Linked DNA regions of Homo sapiens: region 2 is linked to region 1. A link is a loop called in an ENCODE intact Hi-C map of the cell type or tissue named here. Cell type or tissue: OCI-LY7. All regions are shown on one strand. Each heading gives the region's core, and the rest is flanking DNA. Links, peaks and the distances in the headings are about the cores only. Region 1 overlaps NIPBL-DT (NIPBL divergent transcript). Region 2 overlaps CAPSL (calcyphosine like).

What was found. Hi-C counts contacts between places; a loop is a spot of excess contacts. Peaks named below come from ENCODE experiments on the same cell type or tissue, not always from the same donor. Only the 100,000 strongest peaks of a DNase experiment are listed, where the experiment ranks them.
Region 2: it touches region 1 in a loop (4-fold over the local background); 2 of 110 quality-filtered maps call a loop at or near these places.

The regions. Positions count from the first base shown.
Region 1 is chr5:36,869,088-36,872,012 of GRCh38, forward strand. NIPBL-DT (NIPBL divergent transcript) reads right to left here. Exons shown (of 1, transcript NR_046262.1): 1 at 2,274-2,925. Among named protein-coding and RNA genes, the nearest start is that of NIPBL-DT, 6.1 kb to the right of the region's middle. In OCI-LY7, for the core only: CTCF peaks have their summits at 1,551 (motif pointing left) and 1,751; a DNase peak (open chromatin) is centred at 1,534; H3K4me3 peaks cover 727 bases.
Region 2 is chr5:35,903,381-35,906,305 of GRCh38, forward strand. CAPSL (calcyphosine like) reads right to left here. Exons shown (of 5, transcript NM_001042625.2): 5 at 908-1,266. The coding sequence ends at 1,165. Among named protein-coding and RNA genes, the nearest start is that of CAPSL, 34 kb to the right of the region's middle. RefSeq lists an enhancer at 1,215-1,314. In OCI-LY7, for the core only: no CTCF peak of the experiment used is centred there; DNase peaks (open chromatin) are centred at 1,241, 1,561 and 2,461; H3K4me3 peaks cover 1,814 bases; H3K27ac peaks cover 2,500 bases.

The DNA of each region.
Region 1 (2,925 bases), core at 192-2,691:
AATGCCAATTTATAAAATAATGCCAGTATAATATAGCATTATAAAAGAATATACCCTTCAAAAAGTTTAAAGTCTACTTTCTAGTACTCAAAATCAAATAATTTGCTTTTTATTTTTTATTTTTTGGCTGGAGATCGGAGTTTTATTATAACTCAAATCAGTCTCCTGGAGCATTTGGGGATCAGTTTTTAAGGATAATTTGGTGGGTGGGGGAAGGCAAGTGAATAGAGTGTGCTGATTGGTTGGGTTGGAGATGAAATCATAGGGAATTGAAGCAGTCCTCTTGCTCTGAATCAGTTCCTGGGTGGTGGCCACAAGATCAGATGAGCCAGTTTATTGATCTGGGTGGTGCCAGCTGATCCATCAAGTGCAGGGTCTGCAGAATATCTCAAGCACTGATCTTAGGAGCAGGTTAGGGAGGGTCAGAATCGTGTAGCCTCCAGCTGCATGACTATTAAACTATAATTTCTAATCTTGTGCCTAATTTGTTAGTCCTACAAAGGCAGTCTAGTCCCATAAATGATTTGCTTCTAAGTATCACTTTCTTGAAATCACTGGTGGCATACTGAATTTGTATGATTGTTCATATATCAATGAAATTAAATCTTTCAATAAAATTTAAGAAGTTTGTCTACTTCATAATGAAGATATGCTCCACGTCCTATGGAGATAGTGCTTAAGAAGTATATTTTTGAAAGGAATAAACACATGAGTAAAAGTATATATGGTATGTTTCCACAAACCTTGAAACGAGTAAGGGGCTAGACTAGCTAATTCATTTGGTTATTCAACTAAAAATGTTTGGGTCTTTACATTTATTTTGATGCAGTTAGCTAACGCTCAGCTCTTATACTTTTACTTCAAATAATATATAGATCACATCTATTCATTCAATATGCACCCATTCTATCAGGCATTTTGAAGTTCTTAGACAAAATTAAATAAACTGACATAATCACTTAGCTACTAGATTCCTCCAAACATCTCTCACAAAACAGATATTACTTTATTTGTTGTGTTTATAAACAGTAGTGGAAACAATTCTGTTCTCTAATTTTAAGCTGAAAAATCATGTCCTTATTAATTCACTGTAATAATTTTTTATTAAATTTTATCCCTTATTTCTTAGATTAAATGCACATAAATTTGATGTACAACTTTATAGTTTTAAAATGTGTCTATTTATGGCCTAATTTCAACTTTAAGTGAAAATGGAATTATTAAGAAATATTCACTGTTACATTTGGCTAGCAATTCATCATGGCATTAAGGTACTGTTTTCCATGGTTTTTCCATCTTGGGTTATAATACTGAGACATTTCACTTGTATAGTTCTGCATTCAATTTTTCTTCCAATTTATTTCCTGCAAGGTAATTCTAAGTTATAATTGTCACTGTATCCTTATTTGATACATTGGTCGCCTTTCTCTCCTTATGACTGTCTTTTTGGTAAACTCAAAAAGTGAGCAGGGGCCATACAGTTAAATTCAAAACAGGAAGTCATATGATGTTCCTTTATACTCCTACCTTTCATGATTGACTTGGCTCCCTCTGCTGGTTAGTAATATAATTCCTTTCTTAGTTCAATAGGGTATGTGTTAACATTGGTGAAATATCTGGGGTGAATAAGCTTGGAGTTAGAGCTTCTTATATGTTGATTCTCTAGCAAATTTTGTGTTTAGCTAAGGTTTTAACCAACCTAGGCCTTACTTATCTATAATGGAAAGGGACTTGGTATCACATGCCTGAAAAACAAAATTTTTATTAATGCCGTCTTAAATAGACTTGCCAACATTACAATACTGAAATCTACAAATAGCAAATAAAGTGAAAGAGTAATGAAATATTTAAATTGTATTAAAATATTTCAGTATAATATAATCCTTAACTTATTTGCTTTCTGGTTAGATACTTTTCATTCTACTCATGCAATATAATGCCTCCTTTTTAAATTCTATACACAATTTCTTCCTTCTTAAGTTTCCCCCTTTTAAATCCTATACACAAGTGTAAGTACATTTATTTAAATATATAGAATGAGTTGGATGGCAAATGAGAGTTACCTATTTAAGAACTTATTTACTTTGGCTAGAGAGAAAACACTTATTGAAAGTTTATTTTTCGGAGGGAGAAAGAAGTTTCCACCATTTTCAGGGAGTAATTTGTTCCTATGATAATTACTCTGTGAAAGATAGAAATTTGCTTTGGTCTGACTTATTAATAAACACTTGTTTTAAGATTGAAGGGAAGGTGGGAAGAAATAGAAACAAACATATATTCTGCCCCATGTTTATTATTGTGCTGTATCGGACATTTTAGATTGGAAAATGTGCTACAACAGATCAGTAATAGTCACAGATCTACACACAACAAATGTAGGTCCACTAGGAAAATAATTCCTCCTCACAACTTTAACCGTATTTGACATTTCTACTAACAACATAACTTTATTTCCTACCCTTTGCCTTAAGATTACCTTTCTGAAACCAGTATCAGATCTCTAAAATAGCCTGGTACTTCCTCTAAAATCCTTCACTAGTTCATAGGCAGTCAGATCTTTCTAACATTCCTTTTTTCCCCATTTTCTAAGGAAAATCTGAACTGTAGATTTTTAAAAACAAAAACAAACACTTTTTTTGGCCTGTAACCCACAATAAGGAATATGTTTTACAAGGTAATCTAACACATATACACATGAACAAATGTTTACTTAAAAACACATACCCTTACCATCTGTGATGTACGCTTTTATTTTCTATTCTTTTCTCTATTTTAAATAAAAAATGCTAGTCATAATGCAATAAATTAATTTCATGACCCATAGTGGTACCATAATCCACAGTTTAAAACACTGGTCTGGAGCAGATGCTTTGACTGCAAGGTAACCTACTCAAGAATGCTGTTAAAATGAGCACCATAAGCCTC
Region 2 (2,925 bases), core at 98-2,597, 970 kb before region 1:
TCCTAGTCCGTGTCACACCCAACCTCCTTGTGCTGGTGGGAATTTTTGTTTGTTTGTTTGTTTGTTTGAGACAGAGTCTTGCTCTAGGCTGGAGTGCAGTGCAGTGGCATGATCTGAGCTCATTGCAGCCTCTGCCTCCCGGGTTCAAGCAATTCTCATGTCTCAGCCTCTGGAGTAGCTGAGATTACAGGCATGTGCCACCATGCCCAGCTAATTTTTTTATTTTTAGTAGAGACAGGGTTTTCACCATGTTGGACAGGCTGGCCTTGAACTCCTGACCTCAGGTGATCCACCCACCTCAGCCTCCCAAAGTACTGGGATTGCAGGCGTGAGCCACTGCACCCAGCCCTTGCTGGTGGGAATTTCAACACAATTGGCAGAAAGCAGAGAGGGGAGAGATAAACATTCCACCAGGTGAAGGCTTTCTGGAATAGCCTGCCCACACACAGCGCAAGATGTCCCAGATAAAATCTGAGCGCCCAGCCCAGTTTCAAAACTTCAGCCACAGGAGTACCATGAACAGGCGTGGATCTACTGCTCAAAGAAATAGCCTCCTCACTCACACCAGTCTTTAAAATGACTATTAAATAAATCATTTTGAATCTATTTGTCAAACTGCGGCTTCCCTAAACCCTAAGCAGTGAAACTCAAGATTTGCTTGTAGAAATTGAGGCTAACACGTGGTCTTCTTCTGGTCCCCAAATGAGACTGAAACACTTAAAGACTTACAATCAGTCATAAAAAGAGATATATTATCATCTCACCTAGAAAAGGATCATCTAAAAGGAGGTGAAGAAAAACTATGGGTGCATGGGTGAGGGTTTTAATTAAAATACTCAAGCTTTCATTAATGGCCAAGGGATAAAACCTAAAGTTGATTAGACACCTGCATGTATCAGCACAGCACTAGGAGCTTTACAGAGCTCATTTTATTTAAGTCCTATTTTAGAACAAAGGAAACAGTCTTAGGCAAGGCAAACTCACAGTTGGCTACTCAATGTCTTTTATTTCTGCCTGTTTTTTGGCCCCAGAAAATGCAATATTTTGACACAGAAAAAAACATTAGGATGAGTGTGAAATCAAATACGATTCTGGTTTTTGAGCTGACATTTAGTCATTTGGAGCCACATGGCTGTCCCAGGGCCTGGTCCCCAGGTCATGTGCTTAAAGCTTCCAGGCGGTTCTCATCATGATGATGAAGTACACATCAGTGTCAATGGATGCGCTCACACCTGCATAGTAGTTCATGAACTCCTCAGGGGTCACCTGCAGTGGAAAAGTTAGAAACAAAAACGAAACTTTGCTTCTCACTCTGTCAATGGGCGCCCACCTTGTGCACCTGTAAATAGAAGGGAAATAGAGGATTTCTTTGTGTATGTGATCATGGCTGAGGAACTGATCTAAAACAAAAGAACAAGTGAAGCTGAGGATGGTGTGAGAACAGCACCTAGGAAGAGAGAAAGAAAGTCTTGAAAGTTTCTAAGCCAACCTAAATGGAAAGTGACGCATAGGTTGTCATCTTTTGTCTAAGGGTGGGAGCCCGTCGGTTCAGGTAAGGGAGACTGAAACTCAGAGTAAGAAGGAAGTGCTCTGCAACTGTAGTTATTTCTGTCTTTCTGTGACACGTCAGAAACAACATGTCATGTCCTTGTGTCAGGGTAAGTGATGTTTTCCCTTTCCAAAAATGGAGTTCTCTCCTGTGGGTGAAGAAACAGATTTCTAGTTAAACGCTCCCGGGTTGCATGCTTTTCTAACACATAAATAACTCATTCAAGGCCCAGGGTGAATAAAAAGCTTACCCCTGCTTCATGCCTCCCACCCATCCTGGCTTCTCTCCACTCTACACCCATGACCATCTCTTTGAAATATTGACTAATGTGTTTATCTGTGTGGGGATTTTATATTACTTTCCTTTGGGGAAGGAGAAAAGACAGTTATTAGTCTTATTTTTAACAGGTCTAGATAATATGTACACTCTAATTTAATCATGTTGGTTGACATGATCGGTTGGGGACATACCTATGCCTTCCAAGAATCATAAGAGATGACTGACCCACTGGTCCTATTGAAATTATAAGTGACCAGAAAAGAAAAGTCACTGGATCCACAGTTGTCTTTCATACCACCCCTTCCCACTAAAAACATAAGGAAGGGCAGTAGAAAGAAAGGCATTTGAACTCAGCTCATAGTTGAACTGTAAATACACATCTACAATACATGCATAGAGCCTCTGTCAAAATTAGGATACCATTAGCATCCCCCTTTGTTGAACTTCTTTATTCCTCTCCTCCTTTGGATTCCTCAGCCTCTGCTTTTCAATTCCCTCATTAAGGGATTACATTAAGTTTCACACATCATTATTGCCCTCTTTCTATCTTTCTCATGTTGTGTGAGGTTCCAGGGAAATGTTTATCAGTGTGGGTCCACACCACCTGCATCAGGACAACCTGGGGTGTCTGTCATAAGCCTAGGCCCACAGGCTGTACCCCACACCTGCTAAATCAGAATCTCTGAAGCAGGTGGTTGTGGAATTTACTTCTTAAAAATCTAAACATCCCAGTTAATTGTTGTGCACACTACAGTAATTTAACTGGGAATATCAAAGATAATTAAGATAAAGTCTCAGTCCTCAAAAAGTTGCAGGCTGGTGAAATACTCCAACAAAGTAAGTGGATCATTTTACAGCAAATAGCAAGTAAACTAAAAGAGTTACCCACGAGACCCTGAGCCATTTTGACGGTGCACTTTACCATGACAGTTTGAGGAACATTTTTTACAGCTAATTATTTTTTAATTAAAAATTATCAAACTCCCGATATTTTTAGTTTGTTATTGTTTCTATTGTCTGTTTGTTGGCCAGGGATGACAGCCATTGAATGAGACTCCCTCCACATCCACTGTAATAATCCTATCCCTAGCTTTTCT